Regions from separate parts of the Homo sapiens genome. Here all the other regions are linked to region 3. A link is an interaction called in ENCODE POLR2A ChIA-PET data of the cell type or tissue named here. Cell type or tissue: OCI-LY7. All regions are shown on one strand.

Region 1 (8,000 bases), 86 kb before region 3:
TCTCGGCAGTGAAGAAACCTTGAGGGGACCTTTCCTGAAGGGTTGGAGGTTCCCATTGACTGTCCTGATAAAGTCCCTATGGGGCTATTCTTGATTGAATAACTCAGACCTCGGGCAATGCTGTTGTGGTATCATTAGACTACCTGGTCAGACAAAAGGAGGAAAGCATCTGGTACTGATTTTAATATAATTTCCCTCTTTGGCAGAGTTTCATCCCTGAAGTCAGTTGGTAAGGAACTAAGAAGGAAAACAGAGAGTTGTAGATCTCTTAGGTGGCTTTATTCTTCCTCTATCACTTTCTAGACCTGAGGGTAAAAGAATGGGATGGAGTTTTTCTAAAAACTAGAGCAGCAGAGAAGCAGCACTAAGAAAATTGAAGAATAGGCCATTCTCAGACAGAAGAGGCAAGAGAAGCCTTGGTAACATTGGAGCAAGGTTGAGAAGGGCAGTGTGCCTACAGAGGAACCCATGAACAGTTCCCATTGTTTACTGATTTTACCTTGCTAGACTAGAAAATGCATTTGTCAATAGGAATGTTATCATCTCCAAGGGGGCAAATATTGGTTCTCAGTGGATGAACAAAATCTTAGATATTATAATGGCTTGTGGCCTTCCCAATGGCCACAGTAAATAAGCAAATATACAGTGTATCTGTGGAGTTTAAATTTCATGAGTGGAGTAAAGGTTGGGGTGGAGTACAATTAGGAAAAAAAAATGTCTAAAGGTCTCCTTTGGGGGAAGGGTGATAAGGAAAAAAAAAAGGTTGAGGAACAGTGTTCCAGAGCAATTATATTTAGTTTCAGCTTCAAATTATTCACTCCTGCTTGTAATTCCCTTTTGTTCTCTATCCTTTCATTTAAAAACATATAAGTTATGTGTTTGAGGGGGTGTGGGGAATTAGGCCTCCTGCACCTTACCTCCCAGCTGGGAGCTCCCAGGGAGGCCTGGGATCCACGTGGAGACAGGCAGTGAAGGAAGCAAGAGCCCAAGGCAGAGATGAAGGCTGTGGGTGGATCCACGGCCACGGGGGCGATTCAGAAACTGACAGGAGGCCAGTTCCGTCTGTGGGTCTTGAACTGTGGTGCCTGGACCAGCAGCAGCGGCGGCATCACTGGGAACTTGTCGGAAATGCAAATTCTCAGGTCCCACCCCAGACCCGCTGAATCAGAAACTCTAGGGGTGGGGCCCAGCCTCCAGGTGAGTCTGATCCTCCCTCAAATTTGAGAGTCATTGGTTTAGAAGTGAAACAGGTGACTCAAGGAAATGAGGAGGTACGCTTTGGGAGAAAGGAACAAGAAAGCAGAGTTTCAGTAAACTAAAATTTCCCACTCTCTAGTTTTTTAATCATCTTTAAAAATTTTCTTTTAGACCCTAGCAATATAAATATTGCTCGTTTCCACTAGGGAGGAAAACAACTCTGCTGTCAAATTTGCTGAGCACAAAGTGAAAGGAAGTCTGCAATCTGTTGGCTAATTAAGACCCATGTAAGTAATCAAGGCAGACAAGTCAAGGACAATGAATCTCAGGCTTGTCTTGGCTGATTCTGCCAACTTCACCGATCACCTAAACTAAATAATCAGCAATCACTTTATTTTGTGTTGTGTAAACACAGTAGAAATGTTCACAAAGTATTCCTAATGTGTAGCAGAAAGATTGTTACTTACTCAGCTTCCTATGTAGGGAAGCTAACATATCTATTCAGGATCACACTGTCACTGATGGCAAGATCCAAGCTCCCAGGTTCTGACTCTAAACTTTCAAATGAAGAGTTCAACTTCTTTTTCTTTTTAATTCTCTCCTTCCTTATGAACTACAGCAATTTGATTTGTAACTTTATTTTTTTTTCTATTTATGAAGCATTAGCAATTATTTGCCCTGAAAACATTTTTAATAAGAAGAAAACTAAGGTTGAATGCAAACAATTTAATAACAACCCACCTCAGTTTGGTCCTTCTGCGCCTTAGGCCACTGCCAGGTGCATGAACTTGCAAAACCCTAGATTAAAACCCAGGTTCTCCACAGCGCTTTTTGCAGAGTTAATTTCTGTCAGAGACATATTAATGACAGACTTTAGAAGAAACACCAAATAACAGTGACTTTCCAGTAACTTCAGTACTAGTCCTGCCCCTAGGTTACCCTATGAAGCTAGACTCCAGTGAAAATACGCCAACGATTCTTTTCCTGACCAAAACCATAACTGAGTCTCTAGAAAAATTTGTTTGCTGTGATTTGTATTTTTGATATAATAATTATGCCTCCATGCTATTTCTGGTTTATATCTAAAATGACCTTGTACCAACTCTTTTGACTACTCTGGCAAGGAGACACCTAAGATTAACCCTAAACAGGTTAGCTATCTCATAAGGAAGTAAGTCTTCACTCCCTTATGATTTAATAAATCCAAAATACATTTTTTAAATGGTATTGCCCTCCGTCTCTTACTGAACCAGTTAATGTATCACCTTTACAATAACTTTTGTCTGTGTTTCTCAAAAGCCTGTGCTGGCCTTGATCACATGTCAAATTTCAGGTCCTATGAGTTCTTGACCGTGTAGTTATTTGGAAGCTCATAGCATCTTTCTCCTTCTGGTGGGTTTTTAGATCATCTCTCTTTGCAGATTTGTACAGAGAGGTCTGTTTCAAACCAACACCCTCCCAACTCCCAGATGCAGGCTGAACTAAGAGCTAATGAGAAGGCATTCCTGCAGAAGAAAGGAACTGCTCTCAAGATATGCACAGCCTCAGTGTTGTTTTTTTTTTTCTTTTTGAAACTGAATGTTTTGTAAAGTTCTTTAATTGCCTTTTTATTTTTGAGCAAATCAGAGAGGGAGACCCTAAGTGTCCTATTATATTATCAAGTGAGTACATATGTAAGGAAAGTCTTTTCTTCTATTGTTTTTTTTTTTATTTGAAACACTGAATTAGACAAATAATTTACACTTAGTGGCAGGTGTAATCCTTCTTAAAGACATTTCTTAAGGATCTCCAAGCTTTCCCTGAACAAGCATACATTTTATTCAAACTATGAAGTAATACCCACTAGAGCCTCTCTGGGTATTGCAAAACACTCTCTGCATGTTCCAAAAGAGCCTTCTTTTAGTACAAACTGTAGGTAAACTAATGAAACCACATCATAAGAGCAAGCCTGAGCCACAGATACTAAAGGCTAATGTTTATTGAACACTTACTATTTGCCAGGCACAGACCTGAATGTTTTACATGTATTCATTTGGACTTCATTAAAAATCTGATGACCTAAGTAGACTTATCATCCTCATTATACAAATGAGGAAAGTGAGGCCCCGAAAAGTTAAGTAACATGCCCAAGGTCACCCTGCTGGTGAGTGGTCAGGCCAGTAAACAAGAGCTCTCATATATGGCTTGGAAAGATCTTCCCCACCCCCAACCCCCACTCTTTTATCCCACTGCCTCCCTTTCATCCTCCTTCCCACTTGCCTCTTTATGCATTTTATACTGTGGGGTTGGTTAAGCTGGAGCTCTGGTTGCCTTCAAATTCCTTTCTTTCCCTAAACCCTGTCTTAACCTACCCACAGCCCTGCCCCTGACTGGAGTCACACAGAAAGCCTGAACATCTGACACTCATTGGTCATGCTTCCTCCCACTAGGGACTCATTTCACGCTGTGCTTAGAGATGCATGCAAAAGCATTATCTTCTGCTGCAAGCAGCAGCCCCTAGGATGTACATGTGCTCTCTGCTGATGGCTAAATTTGGGGAAACTGAGACACTCTAACACAGCAGGAGCAACTTAATTTCTCAACTGCTTACATTAAAGATGAGACCAAGGATGAACATACTTGGACTTTTTCAACCTGATGTTTCATCTATCATGCTGCCCCTCCTCCCAAGACTTTCTCTTCCTGAGGACCTCTTGGTGAGAAGTTGCCCACCCCATACCCAAGCCAAAGTGGAATGGCAGAGCCCTGCCAGAAAACCAAGCAACATTTCTACTAAAGGCAGGTGGCTACTGCTCCTTCCTCTTTCTCCTTATCTGAGATGATTAGAAGTCCAGGTACAGAGGAACTGACCCATGTGTCCTACCTTGAGGACCCTGCAGTATTAATTAGTTATCATTGTCTGCAGAATGAAAAAGAAAAGAGCCTGTGCATGAATAGCAAACAACACCCTGTCCTCCTCCCCACCCCACCAAATACTTGTGTCAAGAGCAACTGGAGGCAGCAATTGTTCTATTCAACATTTGTCTAGTTGAGACCATTTTGGGGTCTGCTTTATCTCTGCCAGAGTTCAAATCCATGGGAAGTTTTAGGAGATGCAATAATAATATTGGAGATTTATATTTGCTGCATACAACTTAGATCATATCAAGGTTATCATCCAAAACTTATTTGAAGAATGTTTCATGTAACATCCAGGAATTTGAGAGCTTGTTAAGGAAAAGTTTTCAAATGTAAGAACAAACACAAAGCCAGACTCCTGGTATGGCTGAACCGTGGCAGAGATAATTTCCCTCTCATTTCACAGTCAACATGGGTTTATGGTGAGAGCCAGAGACAAAGATTCCTGTCCTCATGAGACTTTCCAATGGCTTATTTTGGGAGATTCTTGGATACCAGCTATTTACTTTCAAAAAGTTCAGTGGGAATTATTTTAATGTAAGAAATACTCATGACAGCCGGTTCGGGGGCAACTTTTCCAAACATGCTGTAACAAAATTGGCACTTTTAGCTAAATCACACCCTGTTCTTCAGACATTTGACTCAGATTTTTCTTTACTACAGTAAATCTGTACTTGGATCATGGAAGCTTGTAGGGACTAGCCATGTCAGTCCCACCTTGAAGACAGAGTTCCAGGCTGGATTGCATTTTCTAGAACAAATCCTTTAAATATTTTCATTCAAAGAGAACAGTAATGACAGCTTCCAACAATCAAACTGAATATTTTAGTAGAAGCTTTTCTAGACATTTGTGTTGGGATAACTAATGGAACTAATAGATTTAAGAAATTTCAGAACTCCTAATTAAGCCCTGGATACTGCCTCAGATTCTGAATGACTGAATATATTGGGCATTTTATGCCTCATCCTTCATGTAGTCCAACAAACACCTATTCTATATTTATTCTAAAAAACTTTACTAAAAACTTTACTAATATTAAATTTTCTAAATACTTTCTAAAACTTTACTAATATTAAATTTTTTACTTAAGATCTTCAGAAAATTTTCCAAATTTTATAAATTGTATACATTTTTGATGCTGCTATTGCTATAGATGTCTTCTGGAAGTTGAGTTGTGCCTTTAGGAATATTTTCCCACTACATCACTGTAATGAGTGTTACAAAAAAAGTCTCTGTACATTCTGCATGCCTTGATTAAATGTATTAATTTTCTACCAAATCACTATTCCTATAAGTGTTTAAAATAAAAATGAATATGGTCTTCAAACATTCATTCTAATACTATTTACTCTCCCCGTTTCAAAAACTCCCAAATACTCAAAGTTGCATATTTCTCAGATTCTGTTATATATGATTGCAACAGCAGTGAGTGATTGAAAGACATTTTCCCTAGAGTTTTAAGTCCTTTTCTATGCAAAGTTTCAACAACAAAAAAATTTTTTTTAAATAGAGACAGGGTCTTGCCATGTTGCCCAGGCTGGTCTCAAACTCCTGAGCTCAGGCAATCCACCCGCCTCAGCCTCCCAAGTGCTGGGATTACAAGTATTAGAGCCACCGTGCCAGCCAGTTTCAAAGAAATTATAATGAAAGAAAGTTAGGCAGCACAGTAGGAACAAGAATTCCACTTCCATGTCATAAAGACTCAGGATCAAGTCTTCTAGAGCCCTAGCTCTAACTAGCTGCGTGACCTTGAGCAAGTTACTTAATTTTCTAGACCTCAGTTTCCTCATGAGCAAAATGAAAATATTAACACCATCCTCAAAGTTACTGTGAGGACTAATTAAAATAATACTTGTATCCTGCTTAATCCAGTGCCAGCACATAGTAAGCTCTGAATAAGTGGTTGTTAGAATTATTACCAACACGTGGGAGGACCAACTTTACATGAGAGACAGTGCTGGGTGGTCTCACATATGCTACCTCATTTAATCCTTCACAATCCTGAGAAACAAGGAAAAACTCTTCCCATTTTTATGGATTAGGAAAGTAAGGATCAGAGAGGCTGAGTAACTTATTCAAGGTCATATAGCAAAGTGACAGGGCTGGAATTTGCAACCAGGTCTGCCTGACCCTAAAGTTCATTTTTACATGGAAGTTCATCCTTTCCAAATTTCTTTTACTATTTCATGCAAAAATAGAGATTTCCATTTTCAAGTTTGTGTCCTTTAATACATAGCTACATGAAACTGCTTCTTTTATATTATCATAAATAACAAATATATCTTCTGCCATATTTAGTTCTTTATTCAATTCGAGATAAACATATTTTGTCTAAAGGTTTTATTGGCATTTGGAAGAAACTCAAAGTCTGTACTCAATTAAGATCTGTAAACAGAAGCCAGATCAAATCACAGAAAAAAGAGATTCCCAGTGCTGGGTATGGATCTGTCTTGATCTAAATTTGGATTTCAATCATTGTAACCCATCTTTATATATTCCTGTCTTCATTCAATAAATATTTATTGAATGCTGTATGAGTTAGTCATGGAGCCTGCCTTCAAGGAGCTTAGGGTTCAATAGGAAAGAGAGATATACAAAAAGACGTATAATTCCAGGCAAGAAACAACGGTAGGTGCTAGAAGAAAAATAGGGAGAAAATGATGGGGAGTCTCAAGGGTGGCCGTTACTTCCTACTGGGGAGCAAAGGATCAAAGAAGGCTTTGGGGGAAAAGTGGCCTCCTCTATTAATTGCTCCATCCATCTGTAAACTATTCACGAATTTGTTTTAAAATGCAGCAAGTCCCCGGATAATGCTGTTTCGTTCAACATTGTTATAACGTTGATGAGAAAGAAAAAATGGCCTCTGCGCCAGGGCCCCTGTCTGTGTGGCATCTGCATATTCTCCCCATGTCTGCATGGGTTTTCTCTGGGAACTCCTACTCAACTTTCCTCCCACATCCCAAGATGTGCACATTAGGTAAACGGGTGCATCTAAATGGTCCCCATATGAATGAGTATTGGAGTGTGATGCACTCTGTGATGGGATGGTGTCCTGTCCAGGGCTGGTTTCCATCTCTGTGCTCTGAGGTGCTGACATACGCTCCAGTCACCTGTGACCCTGAACTGGAATATGCAGGTTGGAAAATGAATGAATGAATACAAGTTATTATAAAATAAAAATCTGAAAAGTGTTCAATAATCACACAAATGCACAACAATAAATGATGCAGCACAAAAGCACTTAGCAAGCCTACCAGATTTGTCCTTGTTTGATTTTGAACCGTATTGGTGGGAGAAGATGCTCCTTATGATTTGTACTTTGCAAACATTTATTCTTTGATTTAACCCACTACCTTTATGCCTACCATCACTCAGTGATTCACCAAAATTGGGTAATTATCCTGTTTATATTAATCTTCCTTAAATGTAGGTATAACTCACGTTTATTTCAGTGTTTAATATTATAAGTGTTTAGGGTCTTTATTTATAAGTCTGGTGATGTTTCTGTGATCAGAAATATGCCATAGAAACTTAATTCTTTTTAAAAAATGTTATTTTCATACATTTAGGAGGTACAGGTGCAGATTTCTTACATGTATATAGTACATAGTGGTGAAGTCTGGGCTCTTAGTACATTTTCAACCCTCACCCCTCTCCCACCTTCCCACATTTTGGGGTCTCCAGTGTTTGTTATTCCACTCTGTATGTTCATGTGCACCCACTGTTTAGCTTCCACGTGCAAGTGAGAACAGGTGGTATATGACCTTCTGTTTCTGAGTTATTTCACTTAGGATAATGGCCTCCAGTTCCATCCATATTGCTGCAAAAGACATGATTTCATTTTTCTTTATAACTTTATTCCATGGTGCATCTACACCTCATCTTTATCCAGTCCTCCATTGTT
Region 2 (8,000 bases), 1.2 Mb before region 3:
ATCCCAGCACTTTGGGAGGCCAAGGTGGGCGGATCACGAAGTCAGGAGTTCGAGACCAGCCTGGCCAACATGGCAAAACCCCGTCTCTACTAAAAGTACAAAAGTTAGTCAGGTGTGGTGGCGGGTGCCTGTAATCCCAGCTACTCGGGAGGCTGAGGCAGGAGAATCGCTTGAACCCAGGAAGCGGAGGTTACAGTGAGCCAAGATCGTGCCATTGCACTCCAGCCTAGGAGACAAGAGCAAAGGATATGTGATTTTAAAATATATATTGTATAATGAAAATGATATGTGTCAACTTTCAGATCTGCAATAGAGTCAATATCTTCCAAATGACCAATGTATTGCTGTTAAAAAATCACGCATGGGTAAAAGATCCATTCAGAGTGAAAGGCCCATAATGAACGTTGGGTTTTTGTTTTAGTATTTTTTGTTTGTTTTGTTTTGTTTTGCTTTGTTTTGTTTTTTTGAGATAGTGTCACTCTGCCGCCCAGGCTGTGGAATGCAGTGGTGTGATCTTGGGTCACTGCAGCCTCTGACTCCCGGGTTCAAGCGACTCTCGTGCCTGAGCATCCCAAGTAGCTGGGACTATAGGCACACACCACCATGCCTGGCTAATCTTTGTGTTTTTAGTAGAAACAGAGTTTCCCCCATGTTGCCCAGGCTGGTCTCGAACTCCTGACCTGAAGTGATCCTCCTGCCTTGGCCTCCCAAAGTGCTGGGATTATAGGCGTGAGCCACTGCGCCCAGCCCCCATAATGAATTTTGATGTAACCAAGTGATGTGGTTTTAGATTCCACAACTAACCTTTCTTTTTCCTGGAGACGGAGTTTCGCTCTTGTCACCCAGGCTGGAGTGCAGTGGTGCGATCTCAGCTCACTGCAGCTTCCACCTTCTGGATTCAAGCTATTCTCATGCCTCAGACTCCCGAGTAGCTGGGATTACAGGCACCTGCCACCACACCCAGCTAATTTTTGTATTTTTAGTAGACAAGGGGTTTTGCCATGTTGGCCAGGCTGGTCTTGAACTTCCGACCCTAGGTTATCTGCTTGCCTCGGCCTCCCAAAGTGCTGGGATTACAGGCATGAGCCACTGCACCCAACCTCCCACGACTAACCTTTAAGAAATTATTACCTATGAGTTTTGGCAGAGTATCAAAGAAGACTACCTACAAGGATCTCTCAAAAGACTATTAAACTCTCTTCCCTTTTCCAACAACATATCTGTCTAAGGTCAGGTTTTCTTCATATACTTCAATCAAAACAACACATTACAACAGATTGAACTCAGAAGCAGATATGAGAATCCAGCTGTCTTCTATTAATTAAAGGTTTTCAAAATATAAGCCAGTATTTCTGTTCTCTAAAATATTTTTTATTTGGCAAATGTAGTTATTTCTTTCTCTTTTTTTGAAGCAAGGTCTCCCTCTGTCTCCCCAACTGGAGTGTAGTGGTGCAATCGTAGCACACTAACCTCAAACTCCTGGGCTCAAGCAACTCTCCCACCTTGGCCTCCCAAAGTACTGGGATTATAGGCGTGAGCCACTGTGCCCGGCCTCCTTAGTAATTTTTAAGAGTGTACAGAGATCCTGAGAACAAAGTGTGTGGCCTCTTCCTCTCTTGGTTAACAGGCTGTTTTGTAGTCAATTCTGCTCTCATTCCCTTCAACTGCAGCTTTGACTCTGGTCTTCTATTTTTGGTTACTTTGTATTGCCTTCTTATTTTAGACAGCTCCCTTTGTATCTCGTCTTAGACTGTTTTGTCATTCCCCTTCCTTCTTAGGCCAGTTCCGTTGAAGCCATATCTTCTTGTGTCATTCAGAGGACCCTAAATTGCAGTCATCTAAGATGAGCCTCTGTTTCTTGTAGAGTAGTAATGTTCAGAGAGACCTGCTACCTCTGGCCCTTGAGGGCAGTTTTCTCCCCTTCAGGCTCTACTCTCTTTTCTCTGGCCCCTTGTTGGTATTTTTTCCATTGCATGGAGAGCCCTCTATCCAGGCTTGACCTTGGCCATCAGACAAGGCAAATGCCTTGTCCTAAGCCTCCCAGTTGGGTGCTGGCAGCTTCCGCTTGTGGATCTATGCCCGTCTAGCTCAGATGTTCATGCCTGGTGAGCATTATCTGGGGTATTTCTGAGCCAGCCTACAGTTGGATCTTCTGCTCAGCTCTTAAAATCTCTGATTAAACCAGAGAATCAAATGTAGTTTACATCGCTTCTTTGAGCGGCCACTCTTAGCACCCTCCCCTTTCTACCACTGTTGAAGATACTTCCTCTAGCAATTAAACACCTGAAAAAGATGATGTGTGTCTTCAGCTAGTGCTCGCTCTCTCTCTCTCTCTCTCTCTCTCTCTCTCTCTCTCTCTCTCTCTCCCTCTCTTTGTTGTATGCTGGAAATTGCAGTCTTTGTTGCTTTGGAGAGAGGAGGATAGAGAAGATGAAACTGGGTTCTGTCTGACCTAGACGATAATTCCTGCCCAAGTGGAAGGCTATCCACTGACAGAGATTGAGTGAAACAAAACTATTTCCTTCCTTCCTTCCTGGGGCTGTCTGCCCCATTCTGGCTCAGAGGGGGCAACATGAATGGTGTGAAATCCAAGAATGTTCTAAATGCATCCCCAGGACAATGTGATTCGTGAACATTCTGACTGGTTCATGGTCTCATCTTGGTCAGGGAGCTGATGCCAGGTTTCATGTCTCTGTGAGACTTCCCGGGAATCTGAAGGGGATGCCGCGAGGGGTGTCAGGTGTGCCTGCTCCGCTTCTACACTCATCCTCGGGTCCTTGGAATCAACATTTGGGGCTTGTTGCAAAATCCATCCCACGTTTTTTCCTCTTTTGTCGAGCCTGGGTAATAGCTGCCTCTGTCTCATGCTTGCCATGCTCCATCAGTAACTATGGTTGCCTTTTGAGTGTCTTCCAAAAAAGCCTTTTCCCTGCCAAAGGAGAGAAAATCAATCCTGTCTGCCTATCCCTAAAAGCTGACATTGTCGGCTGTCACAGAACCATCCTGTGAAACGTGCAGCGAAGGAGAAAGGTTGAAACTCAGGCCTCAGGGCTGTGGTCCCTTTCGAGTCTACCCTCTGGGGCCAGGAAGTTGTGGTGTGGCTCCTGCGTGATGTTTTTGAATGAATGCCTTTGCTTCCTCGCTGGCTTGATGCGACTAACAGAAAAGCCACTTTCAGAATGCCTCGCCTCACCCGGGGCCCAGATATTTACATAGTGGCCTTTCATTCTGCGAACAGTGTGTGCCTCTGCAAATATTTTAGGCCTCCCTGCATGCTTGCGGGCCCCTACGTCCCATTCACCAGCTTTTAAGTTTGTTTTGCAGGCAGGGAGCCACTGAGAGGGAGGCCTGACTCAGAGCACAGGGGGCCCTGCTGTCTGCTGCCGCCGCCTCCTGCCACTGCAGACTTGGCGGGGAAGGAAGCAGTGGGTTTTACAGCTGGTGTTTTTGGTTTAGCAAAAAAAAAAAAAAGGAGTGAAAGAGAAAAGAATTTTTTAAAAAAATACCTCGCACATGTAAAATGACACTAAATGTAAGTATATGTGCAGTATTTTGGGATGATAGAAATTGCGTGTTTTGCATGATTCATCCTCCCTCTTGATGACAGCAAAGGAGGTTTGCACTCAGCCTCTGGTATTTTGGGAGTTTGTTCCAAATGCTCTGAAAAGAGAGAGTGAGAAGGCCCAAGCTCCTCATCCCTTCCTCAGAAGGAGGGTTGTGTCTGGGCTAAATTAGGGCAGCGTGGCATTTGCTTCCTCTCCTCTCATCTGACTGGTAAAGATTTTCATTTTTCTACCAAAAACTGGGTCAGCTGCTCCATGGGTGCAGGGGGAGCAGGATGTGGAGCCAGGAGAGGGCCATGCTTTCCCAAGTCTGACTTGAGCCTAGAAATATGTGCTGGCAGAGCTGGCTGGAAGGCCCGGCCCGGTGCTGACTCCCAGCAGGTGCATCGGGCTTCCGGGACGGGGGCGAGCATCACCAAGGCCAGCGTCCAGCGGCCAGGAACACGCGGTCTTTCTAGGATTCAGCCTCTGCAAGTTACCAAAACATTGTGTGCTGCCTTGAGGCTGACACATACCTTGGCAGGGACGATGAGGCTTCTGCCCAGAGCTGGGAGTCCCCGAGGGTCAGGCTGACCTCCAGGCTGCAGCTTGGCCTGGAGGAGGGACCACACGGTGGGTGTGGTGGCCTCTCGGGGCCAATTCAACTTTCTCTTGAAGCACCAGGGCCTAAGAAGCAGGATGATCCAGAAACCAAGTCCACAGTTAGGGAAAATGGGGAGAGGCTCTCAGCTGCTTCCCAGGCCACTGGCTGGCCGGCCCCAGGAACCCCACCTTCCAACCTAACATTTACTGTGAGAGGGGAGGACTTCCTCACTCCTTGGTCACAGGCAGATTGCAAGTTCGCTGTCGAGGTTAGACAGCCCTCTGTTTAAAAGTGGAATATTATACCTCTGAAATTCAAAACTTCACTTTTCCAAAGCTATGTTAGAAATGCTATGGCAAAATACAGCACTGAGTCCAAAAACTAAAACGATTAATTCCTTCTTGCCTTCGGAGGCATTTATTTACTCAGCTTAAACTCTACATTTGTTTTGTGAGGTTTTCTGTGTATGTGTGTTTTATTCTACAGTAAGATGGTTAGGAAAAATAAGTGACCCCTGCAGATGAATTAGCAATTGGGTAGCACCTAAAAGCTAATATTGGTCCCCAAATCTACTGTTAACAACCTCCCCACAGACCTGTGGTCATTCCCCTGCTTAAAGCAGCCCGTATTTGCCAGCCCCACCAGCCTAGGAGCTTGGCAGAGACACATACTGCTCAAGACTATCCAGGAGACCCCTCCCTGCCATTCCAAGTCCCTTGCAGTTAGGCGTGGCCACGTGAATAATTCTGGCCAGTGGGCTGTAAGTGACCGGGGTGAGACACTTGAGGGTCAGTGTGTGATCTGCCTGCATCCTCCATACCCTGTCCCAGCGATGTGCCCCTCCCCCGGGGCAGTTCTAGAGGCCACACATTGAGGTGGCAAGCCACAAGATGAAAGCAGATTGGGTCACTGAGTCACCATAGGGAGGACAGCTGACAGGGGAGTTCCCTGAGTCGGGGGTGAATGAGTAAGTGAAAAATAAATTTGGTAATAGGCCAGTACAATTTCAGGTTTGTTTGTTACCACCATATACTATCCTGACTAATAAAAAAAATAGTGGGAATTTATAAAATAGTGACGAGGCCGGTTACAGTGGCTCACGCCTGTAATCCCAGCACTTTGGGAGGCCAAGGCAGGCAGACCATTTGAGGTTAGGAGTTTGAGACCAGCCTGGCCAACATGGTGAAACCCCATCTCTACTAAAAATACAAAAATTAGCCAGGCATGGTGGCAGACGCCTGTAATCCCAGCTACTCAAGAAGCTGAGGCAGGAGAATCGCTTGAACCCAAGAGGTGGAGGTGGCGGTGAGCTGAGATCATGCCACTGCACTCCAGCTTGGGCGACAGACAAAAACTCCTTCTCAAAAAAAGAAAAAGAAGCTGGGCGCAGTGGCTCACGCCTGTAATCCCAGCACTTTGGGAGGCCAAGGCGGGCGGATCACGAGGTCAGGAGATTGAGACCACGGTGAAACCTCGTCTCTAATAAAAATACAAAAAAAAAAAAAAAAAAATTAGCCAGGCGCGGTGGCGGGCGCCTGTAGTCCCAGCTACTCAGGAGGCTGAGGCAGGAGAATGGCGTGAACCCGGGAAGCGGAGCTTGCAGTGAGCTGAGATTGCGCCGCTGCACTCCAGCCTGGGCGACAGAGTGAGACTCCGTCTTAAAAAAAAAAAAAAAAAAGAAAGAAAAAGAAAAAGAAATCGTGACAAGGACACTAACCACTGCCTGCTACCAGCAGGGGAGGCATCACTCATTGGTACTGTACCCACTCCCCTGGGCCTAGAGAGGGCATCAAGATCTTCTTGAGCCTTAGTAACAACCAGAGACGAGACAAACCTCTGTTGAGCAGGCCTGCTAGAGCCAAGGTCCTCCCCACCTTCTATGTGACCTTGGGCAAGCTACTTCAACTCTCTGGACTTTGATCCATGCCTCCTTTGGTGATCTAGGCATGAAGGTCCCCATCTGCCCAGGCAGCAGTCTTCACAGACAACCTTTACAGTTCCTGGCTGCCCTAAGGGTGCTGTGATGAAATGGCGGCTGGAAAGAGGAAGCCCTGCTATCCATATTCTTGTTTACATTCAGAAATGTCCCTGGGGTGCCCAGGTCTGTATCTGTCAAACCTGGAGGGTCGTTCGTATGGAATATCCCAAAGCCGAGGGCCTGCATGGCCTTCTTGGTGCCACCCTCAATGCCTTTGCGATGCTACAAGTGCAATCTCTGAGCTAGTGACCTGGACAGTGAACCCACCTGTCCTGGGATATCATCTTGCTCTTGTTATTAAAAGCACAGCGTTGCTCACACACGTGTGCAGGGGCATTTCCCTGAAGATGCGCATTGCGGCATTATTGCTGATGGCAAAAATGTAGACATCCTAAATGTCCCTAAGGAGCAGACTGGTTAAGCGCCTCTATATCTATACGACGAACCATTATTCAGCCATATTAAAATCAGGCAGCTGTCTTTGTTAGGTTTTGCTAAAGTCTTCCGAGAAATGTTAAGTGCCAAAAGCAAGGTGCAGACAGTGTGGATAGTGCACACCCATTTTATATATATACACGTAGACACAATCGTGTACACATCTGTGTGTGTATTCTCTGTAGTCGGAAGGTAAACAAGGAAGCAGTAACGGTAGTTGCCTCTGGACTTGGGTCTGGTGGGACAGAGAGTTAATTTTTATTGTAAGCTCTTGTACTTTTCTTTTTAACCGTATATGGATGTAGTCTGTTTTCCTTTAGGTTATTTATTTATTTATTTACTTATTTATTTGAGATGGAGTTTCTTTCTTGTTGCCCAGACTGGAGTGTAATGGCATGGTCTCAGCTCACTTCAAACTCCACCTCCTGGGTTCAAGCGATCCTCCTGCCTCAGCCTCCCAAGTAGCTGGGATTATAGGCACCCGCCACCATGGCCAGCTAATTTTTTTGTATTTTTAGTAGAGACAGGGTTTCACCATGTTGGCCAGGCTGGTCTTGATCTCCTGACCACAGGTGATCCGCCTGCCTCCGCATCCCAAAGTGTTGGGGTTACAGGCATGAGCCACCGCGCCAGGCCACCTTTACGTTTTTTAATCAGGGAAGTAAAGAAGGAAAGCATTGGCTTTGGAATCCCAATCTTAGATTTCAAGCCAAGCTTTGCCACATCAGAACTGTGTGGTTTTGGGCAAGCCTCAGTTTTTGCATATGTGAAATGGGGATAACAATAGCTCCTCCCTCTTGGGTTGTTGTGAAGATGAAAGGAGACAACGTGTAAGCGTTTAGCACAGGACCTGGCACCCAGTAAGCTATTTTTTGATGAGGCCCAAAAAGCTCACTGTCCATTTGACCACAGGACCCAGATATCTGACAGAATCATTAAGACCATTCCTTGAAGTGGGAGTGTTGGTAATGGTTTTAATATTTTATCACCTGGCAGCGTCCTGTGGAAAACACTCATTCGTAGCCTCTTCCTGTGCTTTGCCCAGCCTGCTATTAACAGTCCCCAAAGCCTTCGTAAAAAGTATGCTTCTCCATATGATTTCCCAAAACTCGTAGTCAATAGACAGGATTGATGTATAGCTGGGTGAACATCCTTTTCTCCTTGAGCTTTTACGGAGGATGTGAGGGAAAGGGCTCTTCTTATCAAATGAGGGAGAAAAGACTCTCAAAGCCATTATGTGTCTGACACCAATTCAATTACCCCACCCATGCCCTTTTCAGCTAAGCACTTCCTAAACTTCATTAGTGCTGCAGCAATGCTGCCAGCTGACACCGTACCCTTTACTGAAAAATGTTGTACACAGAAGAGGACAAATCTCCACTGCGGCAGGTCATTGCGGCATTCCTGCTTCCTGACTAAGGTGACCTGGGTCTTCCTCCCA
Region 3 (8,000 bases):
GCTTTATCTAGTACTTAGAATTATGCAGCTGTCTGCCCTGAGAAGTGGGAAGTTCCCACTCTGTTACTAGAGGGGTCTCCCTGGACTGGATGAAGAATGTGATGTATAATATGTGTATTCAGGTATTAGAAGCACATTTGGATGAGGTAATTTTTAAACTAAGGGTCTTTACTTAAGATTCTTTGTATTGGTTGTATTCATTTTTGGTTTATAACTTCATATATTTGAGCATAGTACCTTGCACAAAGTAGACCTCAATAATTATTAAGTTGAATCAAAGCTATGAAGGCAATATCCAACTGCATCTACAATATAACTTCTCAACCCCCTAGCCTATTTCATGCTTCTAGCCCCCTTGTATTCTTCTAACAAAATTTCCAGAAGCTGGACCACCATTTCAGGATACTTGGGCTTTTCCTAGAGTGACAGACAAGGAGGGGGAATTTCACATCTTTATATTTTCTGTGAATTCATCTGCCTCCAATTTTATAACACTGACTTTGTGTTACAAAGAATTTAATATTGTAATGAGCAAATAAGAAAAATTAGAAAGAGTTCTTTGACTCCTGGAAGTACCTGTATCTTTAGCTAAGTAGCCCTAGGATGTACATTAATATTATACCATCTGAAGCATATCTTTGTAAATTAAATAAACAAGAGACAGAAAAATTGGCATATGATGTGGTTTTAGGTTGCAGCTTCAGTGTCTGAAGGTAATTGGCTTTTCAGCTTTGTTTTATATCCAGTTTGATTTGTGAAAGAATCCTTAGGCCTTGACTAGGACTCCTCTGTTACTATTTGGGAGCCAGTTGGTGCAGAAAAGGGACAGTTTCTTTTTGCTCCTTTGGCGAGAAGGAATATACTAAGCAGGTGGTGGAAGTAAACCTCAGATTGATTGAATCTGAGGAGCTTCTTACAGTAGCTCCCCCCGGAGTGCTCTTGACATTTTGGGTATGCCACTTTTTCATTGTTCAGTACTTTCCCACATACTACAGGACATTTATAGGTCCTTCACCCACAAAATGCCATTTGAGCCTGCAAATCCTCGTAACAGCCAAAAAATGCACAGCATATTTTCAGATGCCCCTTAGACTGCTAATACTACCTCTGGTTGAAAACCACTATCAGGGAAAATATTTCTAATCCCTGCCTCTGTAATACCATATTCTGTACTTTTCTTCCTATTTTACTCTGCCATGCCCTCATGTTTTCATTGTTATCTCTTTTTCATCTTTCATCTTTACTAGGCAATAAGAATCTTAGGGATCACAGATTGACTCTTGGCTGGGTGCGGTAGCTCACACCTATAATCCCAGCACTTGAGAGGCCAAGGTGGGCGGATCACTTGAGCTCGGGAGTTCGAGACCAGCCTGGGCAACATGGTGAAACTCCATCTCCACCAAAAATACAAAAAATTAGCCAAGCGTGGTGGCATGCCCCGAAGTCCCAGCTACTTGGCAGGCTGAAGTGGGAGGATCACTTGAGCCCGGGAGGCAGAGGCTGCAGTGAGCTGAGATCATGCCACTGTACTGCAGCCTGAGTGACAGAGTGAGACCCTGTCTCAGTTTAAAAAAAAAAAAAAAAAAAAGATTGACTCCTCCTCTTTAAATTTTGGAGGAATGTATTTGTGAGGTCATGATGAAAATTAAGCATTTAGTCTGGCAGTCATCTGGGATGAGTAGTTAAAACCCTGCGTTCTAGGCCAGTGAGACTCAAACGTAACTTGACATAGTTTTTATTCTCAGTCTTAGAGTAGGTTTAATAACTAACAAACAAAGATTACAATTTCAAAGCACATAAAAACCAATGTTTTAAAATCTCTTTAGCCACTAAGAATTAATTTTCAAAATACTGAGTAATTGTTTCATTGAAAAGTGAGCTGTTTAACGGGGCACAGTGGCACATGCCTGTTAGTCCCAGCTCCTTGGGAGGCAGAGGCAGGAAGATCACTTGAGCACAGGAGTTTAAAGCTGTAGTGTGCCATTTTCCTGCCTGTAAATAGCCACTGCACTTCAGCCTCTGCCACATAGCGAAACCTGGTCTCTTAAACATATATATATGTATATGTGTGTGTGCGTGTGTATATATATATGTATATATATGTTTAAAACTTGTAAAACAATTATATAGTATATATGAATACCTAAATGTGTAGAAAGAAATATGTAAAACATGCATGTAAATGATCTACACTGCATTCTTGAGGTTGGATACCTCTGTAGAGAAAAGGGAACTGGGAGAGACATGTAGGCAGCCTCAATTGTATCTGTAGTTTAATTCCTTAAAAAAATCAGACGCAGGCCAGGCACAATGGCTCACGCCTGTAATCCCAGCACTTTGGGAGGCCGAGGTGGGTGGATCACGAGGTCAGGAGTTCGAGACCAGCCTGGCCAACATGGCAAAACCCCGTCTCTACTAAAAATAAAAAATTAGCCGGGCGTGGTGGCATGCACCTGTAATCCCAGCTACTCAGGAGGCTGAAGCAGGAGAATCACTTGAACCTGGGAGGCGGAGGTTACAGTGAGCCGAGATAGCACCACTGCACTGCAACCTAGGCGACAGAGCGAGACTCTGTCTCCAAAAAAAAAAAAAAAAAAAATCAGAAGCAAAAGTGGCAGTATTAAGCTTTGATAAAGCTGAGTCGTTAGTATAATCTCTTCTATATTTGGAAATAGGGTATTTCTGTATTCTCTTTGTATATTTGGAAATTTGACAGTCTTAAAGCTGTTGTTTTAAGGCTTTATCTATTACAGATTAGTTGCAAATTGAAACCAAGTAAAAGCTTATGATGCCAAACTTCTAATTAAGAAGGATTTTTTCATTTAGCTTCTTTGCTGTATATAATTATTCTCTTCTTTGTGTCTGTTTTATGCAGCCCATTTCTACTTCCTTTGTGTGATGACTAGATTTTTCCCCTCCTTTGATATTATCTTCAACTCATATACATAGAAAACACTTGAAAACAAAACTGAAAAGTTCTTTTTAGCAATGTTTTTAGTTTGAGATAAATCAGAAGTACAGTCATAAGCATTACATCCCTTTCCTTTGGTAATGTTTAATCATTCTATGAATGTTTCTTTTGTTTTTTTTTTTTAAATTTTTTTCTTTTATCTCCTGGGACCAAATCCCAAATGCATTTTTCTGTATCTCACCCAGCATATGGCCAACATTTGTCATCTGTAGAGTCACAAAATGGTTAGAAAACCAGTTAACTTGGCTTATGAGTGAACTTTATAGCTCTCTGAATGACTTCAAAAATAAGATTCCTCTTATTTTGCAAGATTTTCTTATCAGAGCAGTACTATTGTTTTCTGTTTTTATGTGGGATTTGGTTTTGATTATAATTTAAAATACTTAATAAGGGAGTCTAGTGGTTTGATAAAAGAAAATTATGGGCCGGGCGCAGTGGCTCACGCCTATAATCCTAGCACTTTGGGAGGCTGAGGCAGGCGGATTGCCTTAGCTCAGGAGTTCAAGACCAGCCTGGGCAACATGGTGAAATGCCGTCTCTACTAAAAATACAAAAAAAATTAGCCAGGCGTGGCAGCGTGCACCTGTAGTCCCAGCTGCTTGGGAGGCTGAGGTAGGAGAACCACTTGAACCTGGGAGGCGGCGGTTGCAGTGAACCGAGATTGCACCACTGCACTCCAGCCTAGGCAACAGAGCAAGACTCTGTCTTTAAAAAAAAAGAAAGAAAGTTATGTTTTTATTCTGTAACTGCTTCTAAATATTCTTCAGTACCCCATTCAACCCGAGAAACTACTGTCACAGCTGACAGGAGTTATTAACCTCTCTAAATTTCAGGGGGAAAATGTATAAATATGTCATGTATTTGATAAATAGTTTTCCCTTTTTTTAATGAAAAGATTATCTGATTGGATTGACCTGCCTACTAATTTTTGCTATTAACTTTTTCATTCTTAGGCAATAAGCAACAAAGACCAGCATAGCATATCATATACTTTATCTCGGGCCCAGACTGTGGTGGTTGAATATACTCATGACAGCAACACCGATATGTTTCAGGTATTACAACATCTTAAATTTTTTTTCTTAAGAAACGAAAAAGTTAAAAATCTATTGTTGGTGACTTTTGCTGAGGTCAGAGGATTATCAGATTTTTATATTGTATTTTATTAAAATATAGATTGATTGCTAACCCTTATAAATAGAAGTCAATCTAGCATGGTTGAGATGGGCTCCAGAATAAGAATTACTGGTAAATATTACATAACCATTATATGCCTCAGTTTCCTCCTCTGTAAAGTGCAGATAATAGACTCTCCCCTATGACTGTTAAGAGGCTTAAATGATCTAGTACATGTAGAGTACTCAGCACTGTGCCAGGCACTTAGTAAAAACACTTAGTGAATAGTAGCTATTATCCAAAAAAGAAAACAGTAAATACTCTGCATACATTTATGACTTTTTCTACCACTACCTCCCACCTTCCTCTCTAGACAATAAACAATCCAGGCACTTGCTAACTATTTGTATTATCTATGTGAAATCAAACCTTTTTCTCAGCATGTATTTGGTCAATGCTACTCATGCAATAAAAGTATTTTTCTCTTACTTTTTGTACCAATCCAGTGCTGATATTTTATAAACTGATAGATTTTAGGACAGTCAGTTCCAAAGATGTAAATAGAATCCTTGATCTTCTCCCTTAATATTGAGCTCTCTGAAGCTTAGGCTTTTTAAAAACAAACTTAAGTACAACATAAATTGCCTGATAATGTTGCTTTTATAATTATTGTCACATTGACTTCCATTTTTCTTTATTTTACAAGGCAAATAAAAGTGAAAAGACCTGGAAATATATTTAATTTCAGTCAATAGTGAAATATTTCTTTGAAGCCACTCCCTCTGCCCAACCCTTTTAATGAGATGAGATACTGAATTTCTTTTCTCTAGTTAATATTAGAATGTGGGCATTTATTATGTTTTCCTCACTTTTACCAAAAATAAATAAGATCTTTAAGGAAGATTAATGTTTAGATCCAAGAAAAACCGAACACAAAGCTTTAGGATGATTTTTCACATTTTGTTTCACTGACAAGCAGTGAAAATGAATGAGCTTAGCTTTTTTTTAAAATCAAGATGCTACTAGGCCTGTAGTCTCAGTTACTCAGGGGGCTGAGGTGGGAGGATAGCTTGAGGCCAGCCTGGGCAACATAGTGAGACTTCGTCTCTTTAATAAAATATAGATAAATATATATGTGTGTGTGTGTGTGTGTGTGTGTGTGTGTGTGTGTATCTCCAAGATATTTGGTCACAGGCTAGAATTTTAGCTTCAGAAAGTACGTTATATTTATTTGTTTACCGCTTATCTTTTGTAGATGAGGTTAACTGAAATCTTGTGAGTTAAAGATGATAGAGTTACTTGGGGGCAAAACTGAAATTAAACCAGGCATCCTGAATTCTGAAACAATGTCTTCACCATCTAATGAAGGCCCTTGAATAAGTTTTAACAGTTTGGGTTTTGTCTTTTTCATAAAGTAGAGAATTTTCCCCAGTATCATAAACTGATTATGCCCTTTCTACAGGTATTATACCTTTGGAAAATCCAAACATTTCTGCATCAAAAAGACTGTGATGTATCAGAAACTACCTTGATAAACTAGCCAGTCTTTGAGGAATTGTACTGGAAACATTCTAGGATTGTCTACCCTGTAAACTGAACAAGAACATTTATTGTTCAAGTCATCAGATATTCCAACTCCAACTCTATGCCTTGTTTGTCACTATGAAGTACATAAGGGAGACATTACAAGCTGATTACATGCCTAGGTGCTGTACTGACCCTGTAAATCTTAAGCACATTGATTGTGTTGAAGAAGGATGGAGAAAAGACTTTACACTGGTGCCTTTTCATGTAGATCTTTTTATCAGGTTAAGTAGGATTTTTGCCAGCAACCGGTAGAAAAGCATTCTAGCAAAAGAGATGGCAAAGAAGCAAAGAAGTAGTACACAGTGTGGTGAAAGATTGACGAATAAGCTGTTGTAGCTTGTATACACAAATAGCAGGAAATTCGGCTGGATTGGTAGATGGGAGGCAAATCTTGAGTCAGTTTCTAACTATTATCAGAAATAATAAACTACAAATTTTGGATAAGCTATAAGGAACCATTGAGTTTTCTCATGAGGGTAAGGGAGAGTAACAAAAGAGCTGTATTTTTAATGCTAATAATAGCAGGGGAAGAATTATTAACAATCATATTTTGGCATCTGATCACATTCATGGTGGTTTTTTTCTCTTTATAGATACTTAAGTTTCTTCCTTCTCATTGTCATTACAAATATTGCTTCAGTGTCTTAAATATTCTCTTCCAAGACCCAGTTGAAATGTCAGCTCTCTGGAACAGTCTCTTTCCAAATAAGTGCTACTTCTGTTGATTCTGAATATTAGTTCAATCCTTGGCCTATATCTTTTAGCTTTTAAAGAGCCTTTTTATTTGGGGGAATATTTTTTGTTTCAAAGATCTGAGGCCATTTAAGGTATCTTTATTTTTAAGAATAAAGAAAAGGAATATCCAATCTTATATTTGTTAACTAGTTTCCCTCTAAAACTATCCAATCTAAATAAAAAGACTTTATACTTGACAGTTGGACAAAAACACTAAAGAGGTTTATCTGAAAGTGTGCCGATATGAGGAACTTGAGGCTAAAATATGTAAAGAATGACTTTTAAGAGTCTTTATCTTTGTAGAGGGTCAGTATTTTTTCTCAGTACCCACATTCTTCAATTTTATGGTACTACTTTATAACAAATACATTCATGAACTGATAATTTCCAAATGTTTGCTTTAAAGCCCCGTGACACTTGTCACTTTTGTCATCTCCCCATTGATTTCCTTTTTTCTTTCAACTTTCAAAATGAAATTAACTTATTTACTAGCTAGTACCTCTGAAGATATTTTTAAATCTCTGACACCTCACTCATCCAGAACTCTTATCTGGGAACCTTGTCTCTCTGAAATATCCCTAAGAACCAGGAAGAGTATATATATAAAATAAATGCCACAAAGTTGATGTAGTGAAATTCCTTTTCTATTCTCCCTAGAGGATCCCTTAGGCTCTCACCAGAACCTTTTGAAATACTTTTCTCTGAAATAGGTTATTTGATTTCTCAACCCATAACAGAGTAAGAGTAGCCAGTTAAAAGAGGGGCTTGTTGCTGGAAACAAGCATGACCAAAAACAAGGAGTGATAGCTGACAACCTGACAGAAAAGAAACAAGAAAATATATGAAGTATACATAAGACCTCAAAGCAAGGCTGTGTAAGCCCTTGACATAAGGACCAGCAGCCTTGTATACCTCTTGTAGCACCTGAAGACATCACTGCATTTCAGCTTAACGTAAGTGGTATTTATAGTGTAATGTTCTGCAGTCATCCTAAAAGATTTACTTATATATGTTCACTATATTCTGTTAAATAAGGTAGAATATCTCTTTAAATATCTCTAAAGAGAAAAAAACTACATGATACACATATTTCCATCCAAAAGGGTTAAAATTAAAATCTGCAGCCATCTAGAAATCTCAGCCGTTCCTGAATTCTTCATTCCCTAAGGGTTTCGTATATTATTGTAAGTTCTCATTTAATTCCATGCTCTAAGTGATTACTTCATCAGAGACAGTCTGACTGATTAGTTTTCAAGAGTATAGATGCCCCCAGCGTTAAGTATGGTAAACTTCAACTTTAGAAATTTCAGAGACCTAATGTTCTCTCCTTATTGTGCCCTTCTTGAATGGATTTTCCACTGTGCTCTTTGAATGGGTTTATAGGTATTTTTTTTTTTCCCTCAGATTGGCCGGTCGACTGAAAGCCCCATTGATTTTGTAGTAACTGACACGGTTCCTGGAAGTCAAAGTAATTCTGATACACAGTCAGTACAAAGCACTATATCAAGATTTGCCTGCAGAATCATATGTGAACGGAATCCTCCCTTTACAGCACGGATTTATGCTGCAGGATTTGACTCATCAAAAAACA

What was found. ChIA-PET counts read pairs that join two places held together with the same protein. Peaks named below come from ENCODE experiments on the same cell type or tissue, not always from the same donor. Only the 100,000 strongest peaks of a DNase experiment are listed, where the experiment ranks them.
Region 1: POLR2A ChIA-PET joins it to region 3 with 5 read pairs; 2 of 35 experiments call an interaction of 5 or more read pairs at or near these places.
Region 2: POLR2A ChIA-PET joins it to region 3 with 6 read pairs; 1 of 35 experiments calls an interaction of 5 or more read pairs at or near these places.

The regions. Positions count from the first base shown.
Region 1 is chr2:64,182,501-64,190,500 of GRCh38, reverse strand. It overlaps LINC00309 (long intergenic non-protein coding RNA 309), which reads left to right. Exons shown (of 6, transcript NR_033837.1): 5 at 1,369-1,484; 6 at 4,759-5,423. Among named protein-coding and RNA genes, the nearest start is that of LINC00309, 19 kb to the left of the region's middle. In OCI-LY7, no CTCF peak of the experiment used is centred here; a DNase peak (open chromatin) is centred at 3,620.
Region 2 is chr2:65,296,477-65,304,476 of GRCh38, reverse strand. No RefSeq gene overlaps it. Among named protein-coding and RNA genes, the nearest start is that of ACTR2, 73 kb to the right of the region's middle. RefSeq lists an enhancer at 3,538-3,647. In OCI-LY7, a CTCF peak has its summit at 3,425; DNase peaks (open chromatin) are centred at 2,266 and 3,226; H3K4me3 peaks cover 2,400 bases; H3K27ac peaks cover 3,017 bases.
Region 3 is chr2:64,096,424-64,104,423 of GRCh38, reverse strand. PELI1 (pellino E3 ubiquitin protein ligase 1) reads left to right here. Exons shown (of 7, transcript NM_020651.4): 4 at 3,925-4,026; 5 at 7,814-8,000. Among named protein-coding and RNA genes, the nearest start is that of PELI1, 44 kb to the left of the region's middle. In OCI-LY7, no CTCF peak of the experiment used is centred here; DNase peaks (open chromatin) are centred at 2,213, 2,585, 2,903, 3,573 and 1 weaker place; H3K4me3 peaks cover 2,343 bases; H3K27ac peaks cover 8,000 bases.